Linked DNA regions of Homo sapiens: region 2 is linked to region 1. A link is a loop called in an ENCODE intact Hi-C map of the cell type or tissue named here. Cell type or tissue: natural killer cell. All regions are shown on one strand. Each heading gives the region's core, and the rest is flanking DNA. Links, peaks and the distances in the headings are about the cores only.

Evidence for each region. Peaks named below come from ENCODE experiments on the same cell type or tissue, not always from the same donor. Only the 100,000 strongest peaks of a DNase experiment are listed, where the experiment ranks them.
Region 2: a loop joins it to region 1, with 3 times the contacts of the local background. A loop is called at or near these places in 34 of 110 quality-filtered maps.

The regions. Positions count from the first base shown.
Region 1 is chr4:89,294,333-89,304,854 of GRCh38, reverse strand. The region is part of intron 1 of GPRIN3 (GPRIN family member 3); the gene reads left to right. Among named protein-coding and RNA genes, the nearest start is that of GPRIN3, 8.2 kb to the left of the region's middle. In natural killer cell, for the core only: a CTCF peak has its summit at 5,702; DNase peaks (open chromatin) are centred at 4,217, 5,614, 5,944 and 6,444; H3K4me3 peaks cover 1,382 bases; H3K27ac peaks cover 4,497 bases.
Region 2 is chr4:89,235,245-89,245,766 of GRCh38, reverse strand. GPRIN3 (GPRIN family member 3) reads left to right here. Exons shown (of 2, transcript NM_198281.3): 2 at 1-9,384. Among named protein-coding and RNA genes, the nearest start is that of GPRIN3, 67 kb to the left of the region's middle. In natural killer cell, for the core only: no CTCF peak of the experiment used is centred there; a DNase peak (open chromatin) is centred at 2,136; H3K27ac peaks cover 1,553 bases.

The DNA of each region.
Region 1 (10,522 bases), core at 3,339-8,338:
GAATGAGGGAATAGAGGTTTGAATTATGTAGAAATGAGTTATAAAAATTCAAGGATTCTTATTTTTATGAGAATAGGGCTCAGGGGAAAAGAATGACAAAGAGTGTATATTCTAAGTATTTATTTGTCCTAGATGACTCCAAAAGGCAAACATATGATAGTGTAAAAAACAGACTGAACAAACAAGTAACTCAGGAACACAGGCTAAACAGACCCCAAAGGCCACATACATTTTTAAAAATTATTTTTTAAATGAGAGAAATAGTTACAGTAATCCCATAGTAATCATTAAGTGCCCTTCAAGAATGGTGCTTTTCAAACTAGCACACTGTGAAGTCAGTTTAGTGAGTCTGATCAGCATTTTTATTTTTGAAAAATAAAATACTAAAACAGAAGAGTAAGTATTGTTCATGAAATTCCTTAAATATATATATACGTATGTGTGTGTGTGTGCAAGCCTGCATAATGGACTGTGATATAAAATGTATACCTCATTATACATCATTTTCCAAAAAGTCTGAAAGCTACTGCTTTAAGTGATACAAAGAAGAGATGTTCCCAGTTTGCAAGATGCCAAGAGCCGACCAAGAGATCTGACAGATCTGATAGACAAGCATTTTCCGCAATATTCTGAATAGCATAATTGCCTGATTGAGGAAGGCAAGACTTACAATTTAGTGAGTACATGGCAGTAAAGTCAGAGAGCAAGATCCTTGGGGACTGAATTAATCTGGAAAGGCTTCAAGGAGGAGGGGGATCTTGAGTTAGTTTATAAAAGATGGATGGACCTGGATGTGCAGTGAGGAAGGGGTGCTGATTTCATGTCTATAGAAGGAGGAAGCAAAGAATGAGGAAGTAATGGCAGTTATATTTAAGAATCATTTAGAAAAGAAGAAATAAATATCAAGTTGGAAGAGAACTGCAGTAGAATTTCTGCTTGGACTGAAATATTACATGAGTTACTTTTTAAAAAAATAAATTTCATTGTGTATATTTAAAGTATACAACGTGATGTTATAAGATACATACATACATATTTTATATATTTTTTATATATACACATATATACATATTTTATATTTTTTATATATAAATATATATAATGGTATACATGTATATACATAAAATGTAAAATGGTGACGGTGTCTGTAGTGGAACCAAATAACGTATACATCTTTTATATCTACTACTTTGTATCCTTTGACCTGGATGCCCCCTTTTCCTCCCCTGATCATCTTCACCCTGGTAATCACTGTTTTATTCTCTAGCTCTGTATATTTGACCTTTTTTGAGTTGTTAATTATTTTATGACTAAGATCTATTTTCCTAATACTGCTACTTTAAGAAAATCTAGCCAGAGTGGCCATAACATCATAAATCTGCCATTTCCTGCCATCTTTTTATTTATTTTGCAGTAATTTACTGGTTAGGCCTTGTTCAGTTGAATGTTACTGTTGAACTATTGACATTACGAGATACACCACATTGTGGCGTGATTATTTCATTTCTCAGAATGCAACTACAGTCGTTGGCACAGAAGGCCGAGGTGGTCATGTGAGGAACTGACAGGCTGTGAAGATGAACCAGATCGCTTGGTAGCCATGAACTCCTAAAGGAACGGCAGCATCTGCCATATTTTCTTTTCGTCAGTTGCTCTATGACTTGTCCATCTTCTTAGTTAGATATTTAAATATGTTTGTATGCATTTCTAGAAAATTTATTCTTGTGTTTTGCTGTACCCTAACAGTTATTCTGAAGAGACAAAGTTAGAGAAGAAAACCTTTACTTGTGTTCCTGAACATTTTCTTGGTGGGCTTCATTCAGCTCTTGGTGTCTTTTCTCTGGAATAGAACAATTTTGTGATATTTTCACCCTTTTAAATGAAGCTATACCTTAAAACAGAAGACCAGGGCCAGTTAAGTCAGAGATTCATCTGCTTGAATTAGTTGATTTGGAATGCAACCAAATATGGAACTTTGCTTTTTTTAAAAAAATAAAAATGACTTGGACCTCTTTCTTATCCATATCAGAGTGTTCAAATTAGTGATAATCTAACTTTTTGCACGTAAGAGTCAAGTCTGGAATAACAAAAACATTTAGAGTCTGCATTTGGATTGAAATTCTGAAATTACTGAATTTCAGGGAGAAAATGTATACACTCTTACAATTTAAATTACGTACTCTCTTGAATGCCAGTGAGAAAAGTTTTCACAGCTTTTTAACTGGGCATATTGGAGTTGGCAACATAGTAACAGCTTTCTAATTGTTCATGTCGGTAATTAAATTATTGGCTTTATTTTGAAGCTGGCAGCATAATCTGGGGCCCCAATTATTATTACCAGGCAGTTATAAATGACCCTAATCTGAATCTGAATCTGAATCTGGAGGTGGGGCTTAGAAATCTGTATTTTTATAAAGGTCCCAAAAGGATTCCAGTACCCAGATTTGGAAACCATTGCCTTTATTTACAAAGAAATAAATGATTACAGATGAGTCCCAAGGAAGTTAATAACTGTTTCTAGTCACTAATAGAGCTGAAGCTAAAAATCCAGAACTCCTCTTTCTAATTCCCCAGTAATTCTTGGCTAAGGGAAAAAGGACCAGGACCTGAAGACAATGTCCAAGAGTTTTCTCCATGGTGAGGGAGGAGAATCAGTTACTGTGCACCCCTTCCTCCAAAATTGAGAGTCAATTCAGTAAGTCTGTCTAAATGACAATGCCATGATCTCATCTCTGTCCCAAGGGTCTAGCGTAGCAGAAATATCGTGGGGATCAGCTGGGTGATCTAAGACAAGACAATTTCTTGGCCTTACACACCAGATTCCATTTAAAATTTTTAATTCTTGGATCCTAAATAGCGTGGATACCAAGCCACCTCTAGAAGATTGGTTTAGTCAGGATTCACAGCTTTGTGACACTTACAGAAGCAAGAGAACCCTTAAAAAAATTCTGGAGGCTGGAAGAGTAAAAACTCACAATGTCAGGCATCTCTGGGGACCTCAGCATTGTTGCTAATTCAGTAATGGACAGCTGGAGGACGGAGATATATCTCCAAAGCCCCTTTGACAATCACATTTGCATCTGTTAATTTTCTGGAGGAAAAAAGAGTTACAGAGAATTTTTTTAAAACTTGAATTGCAAATAGTCCATCCAAGTGGGAGATCTGGTTTATGAAGAATAATCAGATGCTTTATGTTAATAGATTCTTGATTGTTTTTCAGAAATCAGTTGTTATTGATTTCTAAATAGCATAAAATTAAAATAAGCATATTGTGTCTATGGGAGACTCTTCTCTTTCTTTATAATGTATAACTTTGGTTTAATGAAATGCCTGAGGGAGTGAAGTGTTTGTGTGAACTATATTTTCTGAGTAATCAGAGCATTTTTTGTTTCAATTCTTGTTGACAGTTTTTCTAAAATGTAATTAGCCTGCAAATATTATCAAGATTTGAACTTTTGCATTGCCTCTGTGTCTTTATTCTGAATTATGACTGTACAGGACAGATATGCTGAATATAACATAGAAGTTTTTCTTGTAGTTCTTCCTTTTGACTCTGTGATATGAATGTGCTTTCTCAGTATACATTTTTTTAAAATTGTTGTTCAAAAATGCAAAAGACATTTGACTCACTGTGAGTTCCACTTTCTTGGAGTTTGATCTTTGCCTTTGCCATTACATCGCTTTGAAATGCTCATTCCTTCACTCTAAATTAGTTTCTCAATCCACTCAAAGCATGGTTTCAAGCTCCATGATTGCAGCAAAACTTTTGTAATTCTTAAGACCTGTTTCTAATTTATTTTATACATAGCATGATTCTTAAATTTATACTTAGTCATATTGTTAATTAAGCATGCCTTTCTTTGAATTTTTCTATAAGGTATTTCTCCTTGAAAAATGCAGGTAAAAATGAAGCAGCTAAAATTGTAATTGTTAATTAAAATTAAGAATTTTAAATTCCAGTAAAAATTTTAGTCAGAGCTAAAGTTAGTAAATGCATGTTCATTTTCACCTGCATCCTTGGTTGGGTAAAAATTGCTTATGACAAAGTGGGTATGGGTGATTGTTCTTGTTTTCATGTCGAACATGTTCTGAAAACAGTCAGAGAGCAGAAGTCTATCATTGTCAGGGTAAGGGGCTGAGCTCTGATTAAGTGAGTGAAAATGCACTTACAGTCTCCTTTCATATGAGGGATTGTCTACCCAAGTGGATTCTCAGAGCAGAAGAAAGCTTTGCTGTGAGCATCTGAGAGACCTGGTACTCTTCACTTTACCTGTCTGGGCCTCAGATTTGGAGATATATGTACCAAATCAGAATTGAAAACTGGCAGTCTGTGGGCCTAGCAGGAAAACTGTGGCCTCCAGGTATTTATTTTTTAATTAAGCCAGTGTTTAAACATCAGATCTATTATAAAAAATGAAGCCCTCACCCACATTCTCTAGGCTGGAGCTGAACAGCAATATATATGCTACTTCATTACTTCGCTGTAGTCCCCACTTCTCAATGTCTCACTGACATTGAGCATTTATATAAGTCACTTGTGCCCAACAGCTTCACTTAGTTGTGTTACTACCCCAAACCTGTAGGTATTGAGTCTGTAAAGTCTGGACTACTTAGGTGTTCCCTAAGTACCATTGAGCTCCAAAATGCTATGACTGTACTCATGAAATTGATGTGTCTACAAAGCAGAAAGGTGATGGCGCCAAATATAGTTAACCCCCATTAACCATGGTGAGGGTCTAAAAATTTTGCAGTATCAAAATTTGTAGAGTCTGTGAAAGTTTAATGAATAAAAATTGAGTTAACGTAGTCTGTTAAAGAATAACGGAGTTTTTCATCTGTGTACTTGCTTGCTTTTTACTGTACGACAAGTGGCAAATGAAAAATATTAGCAGTTTTAACAATAATGTAATTTATTTTTTCTTTACCTTAAAGACCAATGACTGAGATCTCACATTGGATTGCTTTATGTATTTTTAAATGCACCATATCTTTATCTTATGTATAACTTTTTACACATAGACCAAACTTGCATAGCTTCCTGAAAGTCCAGAGTGTATCTCAATCTTTCAAGTGATGCTGCATTTTATTTAGCAGGCCTGGCAGTTGAGATAAACTTTCAGGAGTAGTATCAACTCGTATCCCAGCTTGTGTTTCTGTATAGCCTGGAAATGCTCAGTTAATGATTACAGTAGGCTGTGTTTGCAACCCCTCTCTGAGGCTAGGCAGATCACTGCACAGTCTGGCCACTTGATTGTGTAGAACTGCTCCGTTACTATGGCTAAAAAATGAGGTGACTGCATCAGGGTTGATTTATTCATGTTGCAAATAAAGACAAATGCCCTTTTGGGGCAACAAGATGGAAAACTCAGACAGATCTCTTCGGTAGGGAAAGCTGTCTTCATAGCGCTCTGAAATCTCTCATGCCTTGTCAACTTCTCCTGCCACTTTCCTTCCTCATGCACACTTGCTGCATACCACCCCCACTTCGTGCCTCCTACTTTATTTCTAAAAACATCCCCTCATCTAATTATTAATCCTAAAGTGTCGGTGTTTCAACAGCTTCACTCCGAGAAGACAGTGCCGAGAATAGTACCAATCGAAACTAACAGAGGACACAGTGCCACATTGACTCTATGCTTTCTTTGAAGAGAGTGGCATTTCCTTATAGAATGGTGGCTGTGTTTAAGTATCAAGCGTCCTGTCACCTGAAATGGGTTGATAATATATAAAAGACCATAGGTGTTAAAAGTCTTTAGAGATAAAGTTATTTTTCTGAAAGTGCCATTTAAAACACAAATTTAGTTCACTGAAATGTTTATGCTCTTTTACGAAGAAACTGTTCTGCTATTCCCCTGGTGGCTATTTTGATGTTTAGAACTATAATGATAGGTTTTTAAAAAATCCTCCCTCTGGGGTTTGTGGCTTTTGAGTGATGAAATCTGAGCCTCCGAGAGGGAGGGGAAAAGTTAATAACCTGAGCTGGACTGGATTGAGAGCATGTCAGCTCCTTCTACTTTGCAAATTGAATCAAAGCTTTCCTCCAACTGGAAATAGGAATTTATTTAGGAGGTGAGAGATAGAATGTGAAATGGAGTTGGCAGAAGGCCCTGGTTTAAGAAAGGTGAATTCTTTGGATCATTTAATAAATCTGTATCGAGCACTTGAGATATATATATATACATATATATATATGTATGTATGTAAAACCCTGTTTTGTGTGCTAGGGACTCAAAATTGAATAATACATAGTCTGAACTCTCAAATAATTCCCAGACAACGGGAATAAGCTTAGTAATAAATATAGTTCAACAAAATTAGAATGGGCTCTTTTCCTGGTCATGATCTCAGAGAATTCCCCTGGTAGCCTAACAACCTGGGTCCCTCCTCTGTCCTAACCAAGCAGCCCTGTACCTCTTTCTTCCTTCCTGTATGCTGAGCAATTCAGCTTCATTTCCGTTCCTCTTCACAGCTTCACCACCTGCTTGCCACACCTGGGTTCCTTTCCTCCCTGCCAGGCTAACTTGAAAACTGTATGTCTTTCCCATACTCCACTTCCTTAATGTTGTAGAAAATAAAGTCACAGACACATGCATTTTTGACTTAGTTCTCCTAAAAACAACTAAGAAGCAGAGGGTAGCAGAAGTGACAAAAACGGAACAGATATAAGATGTAGAATTCTTACAAGAGTCTGCTGGTATGTGTACTACGAGAAATTTCTTTCTCATGAGGATACCAGAACCTCAGTGTAACTTCATTTCCATTTTTTTCCTATTTAAGAAAATATCCACACATGCCAGTGAAATGAGTGAGAGTGACATTATTATAGAAATAACTTGATTTTTGAGGTTAATATAATTCATTAGAGAAAACAGCTCTAAATTATACTTTAATAAATAATTTGCTGTCATTGGTACTTTATCATTGCTCATAAATTGTTTGTGATACACAAGTGTATTTTAAGACTGCTTAAGGGCCGCTGTTTTAGATAATTGCTTAGACTCTCAGGAAGCTCTTCCACCCTTGGGGAATGATCTTGAGTCAGATCATTATTGGGGAATGTACCCATTCCAATGGGACTGTAAATACCCAGCTATTTATGTAGCTGCTCTGTGAAATATCCCATGCCTTCTGGCTATCTTTTTATTCTGAGGAGGTGCTCACCACTCTCCATTGGTCTCCCTCTCCAGGGCTTCAACCTTGGAAGTTTAAGTGGTAATTCATGCCTCTGAAATGCCTAGTAAGTGATTCCATCTCTGTGTATTTGCCCTGACTGGGAGGAGAACCTCCTTTGCCTTGGAGCGCAGAGACTGGTGGTGTAGGGGAAATAAAAGAAAAGAGATGGAGCCTCAATTATAGAATTAATGATGATGAGTGGAAAAGAATGAAAGACCAACTAAACACATGCGGGAAGAGGGTTTAAAATTCATTAAAGAATGAACAAGAAACAAAACAAAACAAAACAAAACAAAAAAACACTTGAGGCACTTTGCCATCTTGATTCTAGAGCATAAGAGAACCCTAATACATGTCTCCATATATATCCATCTACTTTCCAAAGGAAATGAGTGAAGGCTAGATTACAGATATGTATAAATCCTTAAAAATTTTATTCTTCAGGCTTATCTGCCAGTGACGTCTTGCTAAAACCACTTCTCCTTTAAAGAAATCTCTGAGGTTTGTACTACTAAATAATAACACATTAATAATTCCCCATTCTAGAGATGAGGAAATAGATAGCATAACTTGCCCAAAGTCCCACAGATGGTAATGGAGCTGTGTGAATTCAGTTGTTCAATGTCAAAGGCCATGAGCTTCACCACTATGCTACACTGCAGGACTCTGTTGGTGATGCAAATCACAGTGGGTCAAAATGTAAGGACTCAGTACGATTTTATGGACTTCTGTCTTCTATCTTGGATTTCATCTTGTGTTGCTTAAAAAGCAAATGTGAAAGCTTCTAAATGAGCAATAAGACATTTAAAAAAACACAGGGTGAGTTCAAGGACAGATATTTTAGGTTAAAATTTTATAGATCATTGCATAGGTGATAACATTGGCAAACATAAATTTTATCAAAATACCAGGTAACACATATGTTCAGCAAATAACATTTCTTTGTTTCTCAAAAGAAAAACCAAATGTGTTTCTTATGTCACATGTGTGTGCACACCCACACACATACATATGCACACACACACACACAAACAAGAAAAAACAAACATGTGTCTTTATTTAACTGCCTATGGACTTTGGACCTAGAAACTATTTATAGAACTAGTGTTTCCGTGATTGATGTTTTAATCATAGACATTCATTTACTTATGAAAGTTAAGCAATTCCTTATTACAGCTTACAGCTAAGTGTTCTCATTGCAAATGGAATACTAAGAAAAAAAAAGGTAATCCATGCACAGGAGGCCTATTTCAGACAAATTCCTTCTTAAAACTGTAGTTCTAATGAATTAATGGTACTCGGTAGGAGGATGAATATACCTGTCTGTCCATTTGGAAGGTGAAAATCCAATAACTGAAAAAAGCCGTGATTTCTGCCTTATTTTTTTAGTTCCTTAATTAGCAATTGATTTTTTTTTCTAGTAAAAGAAAATGGACAGAAATCACCTAGAGGCATTAGTCTTATTACTGGACCCTTTTTATCACTCTGGAATGTCTTTACCACCTCATGTCATTTCAGAATTCAAACTCTTTGTTCCCGGAGGTAACACAGTAGAGAGCACTGCTTTTCAGACTGCAGATTTCCAGCAGTGACCTGTGAGAGGATCTTACGTAGTATACAGATTTGCTTTGGATTTTAATACTTATAAATTTATTTAAATGTAGAAATATGTTCAGAACACATTTCAAAGTATATTTTTAAAAATATATGCTACAAAAAATAATATAACAAGTACATCAAACCTGTAATTTCACAGATGTTATTTTTTAGGGCAAGGCTAATGTTTTCAACCAGTGCACCAGTTAAAGTCAATTTAATGAAAAATATTGAGTTAAAAAAAATGGTTTAGATAGGAAGCACATGAGGCTAAAATCATGAAATGGGTACACAAATGTCACAGTCCCTGAAAGTGGAACATGAAGGCATGTCATTGCCCACAGCACCTCAGGTCCTCTCTAGAAATGAGAGGGCTGGTCCAGAAATCCCTAAGAGCAATTCTAGCTCTGATGCCCCACCACTTGTTTTTTTTTAAATCTTGCTTGTTTTCTTCTTCATTCACAGGCTTATTTTCTGAATTTTAGGCCCATTCTGCCTTTGTTGGAACCCAAACGGGCCCTTGTTATCTCCCCCTCTTCATCATCACCAAGCATGTATGCCTTCATTCATTTACGCATGTAGTCATTTAGCCCTACGCCCTATGGAGAGCTTATGGACTAGGTAATGTGGGCATGCAAGAAAGCTACAGAGTTCTAGACCTCTGACTTCTGTGTAAAATGAATATATTTGTCTGTGTTTCACATTGAAGTTAAAGCCCTTGAATGAAAGGCCTGGACTTCTGCCATCATCTTGTCTTTGTAGATCTTGGACAAATAAGAGATATTCAATGGAAGACCCCTTCATTGATAAAATGCATTATCAAGGCTCACGTTACAAATTTAAAATGTGTGTTGCTGTAAATATAAGTGCATAATGTGTGAGAATGGAAAAAAGGGGGGTCTACATTTCCTAGCTAGAAATGTCTAATTCTTGGGTCGTTTTGAATACAAAGGGAAAAAATTAGTACTTTCGTGTTTTGGAGTAGTCGTTAATACATCTTTGGTCTGTTAGAAATCTTTATAAGTCTGAGTCATATGAGGAATTTTAACACTTGTCAGTTTTTTGAGCTTTTTGTAAACATCAGCTACATTGAGAGGTGCACCAAGTTTCAATAGTGCTTATTGCTTTTTCATATAATTAAACTCCAAACACATGGTTAAAGTATATGATTATTTTTCCTTGGGAATTTGTCCTTGAGAAACTTTGTTAAGATGTTTTAAAGCACTTGAGTGTGGTGAGTATAAATTGTCACAAACGTTTATGTGATGTCAATGGAGCTGTTTTATGCTTGCCAGTAATTCATAAGATTTTGCTATAGTGGTGAAAAGGATATAGCAGTGGTTTCCTGCTGGAGTTTCTATATAACAGTGAGAAAAGCATCAGAGGATGTAGTTGGTTGTGGTTGTTTGCTCATACCCTGCTGCTCTTTTCTTTTTTGTAAAAAACAGGAAGCTGAAATGTGTTCTTTACTTAGTTCAATTGATGTTTAATAAGGACTTATCTGTGTGCCAGTATGGGAGGATGTAAAAATGAGAAGATGCATCCCTGCCTTTAAAGACCATAAAATCTTCAGAAATTATGTAAAACATTAGGAATTTAAGTAAAAAGGTCGAAGTGCTTCATGGCAGTATTTATTTATTCTCAATGCACATACAGTATGATAAAAATTGATTAACTGAAATTGGTTTCAATTTTCTTTCTTAGAGGAGTTGGGTCTCATTTTGTCACCCAGGCTGGTCTTAAACTCCTGGGC
Region 2 (10,522 bases), core at 1-5,000, 56 kb after region 1:
CGTGTCACTTCTGTCTCAGATGCCTCTGCCAGGACATAATCTCTCTAACTCTTGCTAGCTGGCTTCTCCCTCCCACATGGGCATACATGCTGTGTATACACAGAGTACAGCCTGTGTACACAGTAGCAGCTGTCAACAGGGCCTACTCCAGATGGGTGGCCCCAGGTAATCCTCTGCTGTAAAGTGGCTAGAACAGGCTGTCCCTGCATTAAAATAGGTGAGAATAAGGAATTTCGCCTCTGATAATAATATTTATTTTCATGACTTTAGAGTAACCACATGATTTGTAAACAGTTAAATGAAGCAGAGGCCTGAGAGAGTTGTTGGCATTTGTCTCACATTAAATACATTAAAATTGCTAGATTTGCTATTGTGGTTATGTCTATCAAAACTTTAAGAAAATTTGTTTAATGTACTGAGTTTAACTGATTTTCTTTGGTGCTGGGACCAAATTCTTCACTTCTACAACACTCAAGAGATTGTCACAAAATATTACAAAAATATTGTTTGTTTTGTGGCTCATTAAACCCTATATAACTAACAGCTTTTAAGGACATTAACAGAAATATATCTTCAGATGGATAAATAAGATAGGGACCTATTCAAGACAGCAGCATTTTTGTATTGTGATACCTCCCCTAAGTTACTCTCACAATAAAACCTTATTTGAGAATTTTCCTTCACTTCAATCTGTGACATAGCATTAGGCATTTAGTATACCTTATTTGTGAAACCTAAGGTTCATTCAACAGATGAAGCTGCAAAACAGTTTTCTTGGTAGACTCTTGGAACTTGCTCAGTTTTTTCCTTACTTTACCTGCATGACACACATTGGGTTGAAAGTTGTTTGGTTTTACCCTTCATTTCTCTTAGATATGATTTGGTTCTTTTTCATGCATTATATTTTTGAAATATATGGAGGAAATATTTTATTGAATCAAGAAATAGAAAATATTCCTTAAACCAGTAGTAAAAAGGTGAGTTAGAACTCCATGTCTGGAAGACAATTCAACATTTAAAATATTAAGATGCTATACCACTTAACAAGTGAATACTAAAATTTTTAATTTAAAGATTGATTGTTCTGTTTTTATGACCATGAGAAAAATGTGACAGCTTCAGCTGTCATATGTTTATCTTGAATGCTTTTCTAATTATGTATTTCTGGATTATTGACTTTGAATGCCACAGACCAACTACTTTACATAGAGTAAAATATTGATTAACCTTTGTGCTTTGGGTCACTGGCAAAAGTTGAACATCCTGATAAGTCAATGTTAACCAGAAACCTTTTTGTTCACGTCTGAAATTGAATATTTATAAAATGTGTTAGTATGTTTCCTGCCTTGATAAGTTCACCTATATTGAATGTAATTTGATCTTTGATAATTTTTTTTAATCTTGAGAATTCTCTGATACTGTTTTGAATACCAGTGTTCACCATGTTATAAAGTTAAACATAAAAATTGAAATAAATTGAACTAAATATGCATGTGTAACATATACCTTAGAGGTTGGATTTCAGAACCAAATTCATAATAGGAGCTTGCTGTCTTAAAGTAGAAAGCAGAAGAGGAAAATAGCATTTGTTTGTATTCTAGCATATTGAGGTTTCACTGTTCCTAGCTTATACTAATGTTTTTCCTCTCATTTCTGGGAATGCCTGTCATTCTGAGAATCCCTATATATAGCATACCAAGAACAGAGTATGATGTTACTTTAAAATGTGTTTACAGAGGATATATGCAAGTGTGCTGTTAATATAAATTGTTTGTCCTTTTCTGCATCCACTTTGTTACTGTTTTGCTGCCAAAATGTGTGAAATGTGTGTCTTCTCTTCCTCCTACATATTGTGCCAAGTGTTTAAAATTTTGTCTACTCCTAGTAACACATAATTAACCACATCCCTTGTCTACTTTTATGAATCAGTATAAAGAAAAACAATACATTAGGATAAGGTTTGCATATATGTATATGTGTTTTTATTGAAAACTGGGCACTTGTAGCCTTGTGTAGACCTCTACCTGCCTGATTTACTAATTATCTGTAATGCTGCCATGGAGATGATGCTGTTTACTCTCTCCTGCTTTGTTCTAAGTGGTGTTTGAGAAGTGAGGCCTGTGAATTTCCCTTTGTGGTAGAACAGTGAACTCAGCAGTATCTTGCATAAGTGAGCCGACTACCTTATTCCCACTCTGTTTTTGTGTACATGGTGAAATCAGAAGTCAAACATCCCCTTTAGTGTTTGTTATTTTACATATGTATCTGAGCATTTTGTTTTCTGTTAGCAATGCTTCCTGATGTTGTGCGTGGCCCTTTTTGGTTGATTCTCTCCAAATTCGGGTCAGCTGCTGCCACCTGGCAAATAACAGAGGATATGCTGAATCTCCTGTCCATCCTTGTAACGATATCCTTCTTAATGAAATTCTTCAACTGGCTGAGCAATTACAAATGTCATCTGTCCAGACACATGGGCTTAAGGATGTCTACAAAATTTTAGACATTTTTGCAAATGGGAAAAAAAATAGTCTTGTAAATACTGAAACAGATTTCCATGAACTTTATCCTACTCTTGGAAAGAAAACAATTCTCCTTGGCTGCAGAAATCAAATAAGCTGGGTTTGCAATGACCAAGGACATAAATGAAGATGGATTGAAGTGGAAAAATTCTGTCTCCCAAGTGATCAGTGACATCTGCCAGAGGTCATTACAGCTACTTTTAACTGTGAACAGTCACCAGCTAAACTACTCACTTGCCACAACAAAATAACCTCTCTCAAAATAAATCCAGTGCATCTGTATATATGTGTAGATAGCAGCAACAAACAATCCTGAAACATTATTTTTGGCTGTTAGGTAAGTAAACGTGATGATAATTATAAACAACATTCAAATAACCTTGGACCTTGGTGAAATGACTTGTGGTGGCCAGAATGGTGCAACAAGATGTTATTTGCAAGTTTTTTTAAGACACAAATATCTCAGATACTAATAATGAGAATAAAGACTGTTGAATATGAAATTAAAGCCAAGCAATAATGTGCCAAAAAGAGGCAGTTATACCAGCAAATGCATCTATTATGGGCACACCATTATATAATGATGGTTTGCTTTATGAAGACTGACTGTAACCCACAGGATAAAATAAGCAAAGGCATAGTTTCTGCTTTCTTCCTGGAAAAACTTGTTTAGAAGCTTCATAAAGAGGTACAGCACTAATGAGCATTAGTCAGGATACAGTTGGCATCTATGTTTTTATGTGAGCCCAGAGGGAAGAGGAGCCACTCAAAGTCTTGCTGGCTTAAAACTCAAGACAGCTGCAACCAGAAGTTTTGTTGAAATGGAGACTTTAAACTTATGGTAATTACTCTTTCTGGACACTAGCATGTAGAAAGCAATTCAGTTAACTCTGCCCAGAGGATTACCAGCTTTAGCTGTGAAAAAATGGGCTCCCGGATGTAAAATCACTAAAACATGAGATCTTGTATCCAAAGAGGCTTCAAATGATGCCTTACAGAAAACGATGCTCCAGATGGGCACTTCTAAATGCTAACTCTTCATCAAGTATCTTTCTGGATTCAAGCTCAAAATTAATTGGCTGCAAAATAGTAGGAATAAAAATCACATATTTTACACTTTAGAAAAGGATATTGATGATCAACCTGCATGGTGATAATTATGATGAGATACCCCAGTGATTTAATGATGTTAGAAAGAATTAAATGGGAGAGAATTGCTAACAGCTTTCTTGATCTCTTAACTATGGAGATGTCATTCATTTATTTCTGGGGTGAAAATTATAGCTTGCTTTTTGACATTGCTGCTAGTATTGTTCTTTGTTGCTTTAAAAATTGTCTCTCTTTAGAAAAACTCTTGAGCAGTTAAACAGTTTTTTTTCTGATTCATATCATTGCTTTTAATAACATGTAAAGGCTGTGTGTAGAGCAAACTATATAAAATGAGTAGAAAGGGCTTACTCATGTTAATTGGCATCCTTGATGATTTTAGTTGAGATTCCTTAACATTTATTTTAGATCACATCTTTACGTAACTTATTTTTCCTAATGTTTTCCATCGTGTCTTAAAATGATGCTGGTATATCAGGAGATTGCAGTATTATAGTCATACTCCCCAATCCCTAGAGGAGAGGAAAGACTAATTCTTGTTTTAAGGGCCCCTGGAGATACCTTTTATTAAGGTTGAAAAAGGTCAACACAGCCTGAAAATAAGAAAAATATATACTAGCAATTACTAATTTTCTAAATGTGTGTATCTCTGCTGTACTAATGTGTGAACAATATGTCGTGCATAATACTGTAGCTGGTCGTGGTATGTCAATACATTCTGTGAGTGTGTACAGTCTGAGTGATCAGTTTTCTATTTTTATGTGTAAAAAAAATAACTTGTCGTATCCCATTTAAAGGCCAATTTCTGTATTCAGGCAGGCATATGTACATACATGAATAAAGCCAACAAAAGTGTGCACATGTATTCAGTAACAGAATTTGTCCTTTTATTTTTGAAGGTCAGAAAGGGCTGTTTGATTTGTGTTTTTTTTTTATCATCTCCTTGAGTAGGTAACATAATTATCACAAAGGCTGAATATAGTAATCAGTACATTGGCATATTATTAAATATGCCAGGGCTAAGTAACCATGCCATTAGTCACAGGTAAGGTCAGTTCTTTGACCACTGGGATAATTTACATTCCTCACACATCCTCTCCGTGTTAAGTGTGTGACTAGGATGTACATACTATGGGTGTGATTGTGTACATACCTTGTATGAATTATCTAAATCCTCAAAGCAGTTGCAGGAAAGAAGGAAGATGAAACAGTTGTTCAAAAGCCTCAAAAGGGCTAATCAATATATATTTTTCATTTTCTACACATAAAAATGTAAATAGCTTATCCACATATATAGGCACACATAATACATTTTATTTATACTAGTATATTCAGATAAATCACAAATTAAAACCACTAATTGAAAGTTGCATATTTCCATGACTGCTCTGTTTTACAAATATTATTATTGAATGAGATGCCCCCCCAATTAATGGTGTTACTCCCTGGTAGCAGATTTTGTGCTTAGAAAACTCCAGCAACTGAAGCACAGACTGGTAACTGAGTAGCTACAGGGAATTAATGCTTCTCTTTAAGCACCTAATTTCATATCTGGAAATGGCAAACAGGGATGAAAATCGATTATGTTTTGGAGACTCCTTTTGGACATGTATCAGTGTGTTGATTTGCACAAACCAATAAAAGCCCTACATTTTTTGGAAATGGATCCCTAGATTTCAAGCATGTATAATCACTCAAAGTGGATATGATCACAGGCATTCTTCTCTTGAGCTCAGCAAAACTATGCCTACCAACACCGAAGAGAAGTCAAAGATTTAAATGAAAAAAAATTGCAGATGATGTTGGTGAGATAATAGGATATGAGCAATGAACCCTTGGGTGGGGTTCCAGGGCACTTAAATTGCCTCGTGTCTTGAGTTCCTTAAGATGGACTCAAACAAAAAATTAGTATTATCAATAACAGGTAATACTGTGTGGATTCTAACAACATTAGAATCATTAGCTGGCAAGTGTCAACTCTGAACAAGATTTGTCAGCTTATCATAATTCCAACCAGTTAATTGATATTGTTCGAATTTATCTCATTTTTTCTCAAAGGAAGTGCTCTATTAGGGATCAAAAAGTCTCACCTGGTTCTTAAAACCTAACACAATTTGACCTTGAATCCTCGACACTAAAAATTACGTTGGTTGGGTATCAGATTGAAAATATGCATGGAGGCTGGGCGTGGTGGCTCACACCTGCAATCCCAGCACTTTGGGAGGCCAAGGCAGGCAGATCACCTGAGGTCAGGAGTTCAAGACCAGCCTGGCCAACATGGCAAAACCCCGTCTCTACTAAAAATACAAAAACTAGCCGGGCATGGTGGTGTGTGCCTGTAATCCCAGCTACTCGGGAGGCTGAGGTGGGAGAATCACTTGAACCTGGGAAGCAGAGGTTGCAGTGAGCCAAGTTCGCGCCATTGCACTCCAGCCTGGGAGACAGGGCAAGGCTCTGTCTCAAAAAAAAGAAAATATAAATGGAAATACCAGAATCACCCCTTGATAGAGAATTCCATTTGGCAAAGTACAAACAACCACTTCTCAGTAGAAAGTTAAGAATAACATTTAAAAACATATTCATGTTTTAGAGAACGAATGTGCCATCGTTGTATATTAAATAAAAATAAAAGATTAACCAGCTATAAGAACACTACAATTACAACTAGAGTGGCAGTGTTTTTTAACTAATAAAAGTATACATGTTTATAAGTGCAGCATACCTGAAATCTTGATGTTTGTCAATACTTATGGTTGCTTCAAAGATAAATTTATGTGATTATTTTTGAAAGATGTGTATTAATTTGAATAATACCCAGAAAAATTATAACTTAAAAATTGCAGTTTTCAATATGAGAATCATTTATGTGTGTAAATACTCAACTAAGAAAGATCAAAAGTGTGGTATAATATTACAAGAAAAAATATTCAAAATGGAAAGTCCATTTATGAATGTATTAATATTAAAATCCAAAGTTATGTTTTTTTATAATGTCTACATTATAATGTTTACAAAGGCCATAAAATCATTTCAGAAAGTTCTCATCCTCCAGATATTGACCAATAAAACTTCATTTCCTAGAAAAAAGAAGAAATGTTATAATTTATACAAAGATGAAGTAAGATTTTGGAATTACGTATACTTACACCTTCATTTTGGATTTGATTTTTGAATGGATGCTTAAAATTCTGATATTCAACTAATGACTTAGTTTTACCATCAAAAAATTTAGATTATGATTTTTTTGCATCTCACTTTTCATAATAAATGTAATATAGATACAATTTATTCTGTTTTTTGTTGATGTTATTATTGTTTCCACTGCTATTGAAATCGTTCTTTTAACCATGAATGTGCAGAATCAGTTGATTTTCCATGTGACAGCTTCTGCTAGGAATCTGCAGTGGAACTGGAAGTATTTGCAATGAAAGAACTTTTTTCTTTAATTAAAATAGAATTCCCATAGAATCAACAATTCCTCCTGGTCATCAAACGCGAGGTTTTTCCTGTACTTGGTAGAGCAGAGTGTGTGTGTGTTTGTGCGTTGTGTGTGTGTTGTTTGGTGAGAATGATGAGAGCTGAGCATTGTGAAAATACAGGCGGGGGTGGGGTAACAGAGCTGGGTAGGGGTCCAGGGCGCTTAGATTGCCTTATTGTCCAGGCTTAGATGCCTCTTACCCAGAGCCATCAGGTGTACCCTATATAGCTCCAGCCTTTCTGCCTACTCCTGAGAAGATAAACTGGGATCCTGCAGTCTGGATTCCTAGAAGGAGATGGAAAGCCCAGCCATATCCCCAGTTTGACTTGACCAGTAGTAAAACTAGCACTACAGTTTGATCCCTTTTTACCTCCTTGAATATCTTCAATTCATCAAGGATCTGTAAAGAAGGAGAGGTACAAGATATATGAAACCCAAATCTCAAAACAATGATTTAGTGAATTTCCCATGAACTTTAAACAGTGATTGCTTCAAAATTTCCAAGAGCCATACTCTCCCTCCAGCTGCTGTGTGTGTGTGTGTGTATAAATGCACACTATTTTAACCTAAAATGGTGCCCTGTGGCTGCCATTCTCTAACTCTTGCATACTTAAACATTTATTCTTGGTCAAATTAAAACCTCATGCATTTCCAAAGATATAAATGCCTTGCCTGGAGAAGTTAGATCTTGCAAGTCTCAGGAGGGCCGAGATGGTTTGTCTTATGCCTATAGCTGTTTATGTCCCACCAGTGGGTGTTTGTTTCATTAGGTGCCGTTTCCAGCCAAATGTTCTCATTCTTCACATCTTCAATGTTGAGTAGCAAACAGAAGAACATCCTTCTTAGCATAATATTGCTTCACTGGACTGATTGTGAACTCAAAATACCTCTTGTTTCTTGTGAAGGGTTTGCCTTTTGTAAACAATATAAGATCACTTTTGGTCAACCACCCTGTCTGAATTTATCTGGGCTGCTATAATAAAGTATCATAAACTGGGAGGCTTGTAAATAAATTTATTTCTTACAGTTTTGGAAGCTGGGAACCCCAAAATCAAGGCCAATTTGGTGTCTGGTGAGGGCCTACTTGCCGGCTCACGTGTGGTGCCTGTTTGCTGTGTCCTCACACAGTAAAAGGGATGAAGTGTCCCCTCCCGGGCCACTTTCAAAAGGGCACTAATCTCACTCATGAGGGCTCTGTGACCACCATCTAATCACCACCCAAAGCCCCCACTTTCTAACACCATCGCCTTAGGAGTTCAGACTTCAACATGAGTTTTGGAGGGATACAGACATTTAGACCATGGCATACACATTCTTAATGAACTTCTGAATGCCACCATTATTAAATTTTCTTCAACACCATTCTACACAACCACTGAGCTAATTGACAGAGTTCTAAAATGTTTAGACCCTTGTAACTACCTTAGCAATGTTCTGAAGCTGGTTTTTCTAAATATATCACAGAGGTCTAACATAGTTGAAATTCAAATTGTCTGGATGGAAGCTGAAAGTGCTTGCAGAGATTTCTGGTGGGAGTACTGGCATCTCAAGAATGGTATTTCCCTACACCTTTTTTAGTCCCGCTTGACGTCTCTCAATCAAACTGCAAAAGAGCCTTGACCTGCCATTAAAAATAATAATAAGCAGAATGTCATTGCCAAAGATTATTATAGGTGTTTAAAAGCAAGATAAGACTTCTTAAAGGGCTCCAAAGCATTTGCTTGTTATCTATGTTTTTTTAGCCCAAAGCCAAAACAAAAAATAATGCCTTTGTGCCAGACGTTTTGCTGGGCACTTCCATCTATGTCTCAACCTTAGGAGGTATAATGTATACATGCACAGTTTTACAATTTGTCAATGGCACAGATACTTGAGACATATAAATTGGATGATCACAGAGATATTGTGGTAAATATCTGGGCTTGGAATCAAAGGACCCTGGGTTCAAATCTCAGCTTCGAATCAAAGAAGCTAAATTCTTTGGCTGAGTAAACCAAAACACCTCCCACCAGACCCCACCTCCAAATTTCAACATGAAATTTGGAGAGGATAAATATCCAAATTATTTCAGTGCATTCATCTGGAAACTGAGAATAACAATGCTCACTTTGCAAATTTGTGGGAATTAAATGGCATAGGCAAAATATTGTTCTTTTCTTCTCTTACTCCTCTGAGTTTTGCTTTCTTCCACTTGAACTTTACCACTCAATTGTTAAAAGCCTTGAATTTTGCCATTGTATTCTATTTAATAAACTTTTGATAAATCTGGATAAATAATAAGAATTTTGTTTTGTTTTGTTTTGTTTTGTTTTCCCTCAGTGTCTCGCTCTGTCGCCCACGCTGGAGTGTGCAGTGGTGCGATCTCAGCTCACTGCAAGCTCCTTCTCCCGGATTCACGCCATTCTCCTGCCTCAGCCTCCTGAGTAGCTGGGACTACAGGCACCCACCACCACGTCCGGCTAATTTTTTGTATTTTTGGTAGAGATGGTGTTTCACTGTGTTAGGCAGGATGGTCTTGATCTCGTGACCTCATGATCCACCCACCTCAGCCTCCCAAAGTGCTGAGATTACAGGCATGAGCCACCACGCCTGGCCTAAGAATGGTTTTAATGTATGACTGTGAGATACATAAAATGTGACTTTAAAAGTATTTTTATTTTTTGTTTAAAGCATGAGGGAAACACATTCCAACATGTAAAATTGTCAGACCTTTAAGAATTAAGAAAAGATTTTAATTAAGTTTAACTGGGTCACATTAAATGCGATTTCTAAAATATAAAGTTAAGTACTAATAAAATATTACTAATTCAAAAAGGGAGGAAAGGGGAAACAAAATTGGTAAATTTACCTACATTAACACTTAAAACTTTGATAAAAAGTCTTCATAGACTAATTGAAAGAGAAGTCATGTACTGGAATCTAGCAAATAGAACACCTACAAATTAGTTTTAAAAGATGAGCAATAAAATAGATTACTCAAACTATATAAGCAAGCATCATAAACATATGAAAATATGCTAAACTTCACTAACAAATCTCTAATCCCCACAGTTTAATGTTGCTGGGGGAAACCTTCCAGATTCATGGGAGTTGAATTAAGAGCTTTATGTACAAGAGTTAGAAGAGGGTCCTTCGCCTGTATTAAGAGATCTTCCAGTTGGAGATACCTGGTGATGGGGGAGTGCGTGTATTAAGTCTGTTTTCATACTGCTATAAAGAACTACCCGAGACTGAGTAACTTGTAAAGAAAAAGGCTTAATTGATTAACAGTTCAGCATGGCTGGGGAGGGCTCAGGAAACTTACAATCATGGCAGAAGCCAAAGGGGAAGCAAGGCACCTTCTTCACAAGGCAGCAGGAAGGAGAATTGCTGAGCGAAGGGGGAAGAGCCCCTCATAAAACCATTAGATCTTGTGACA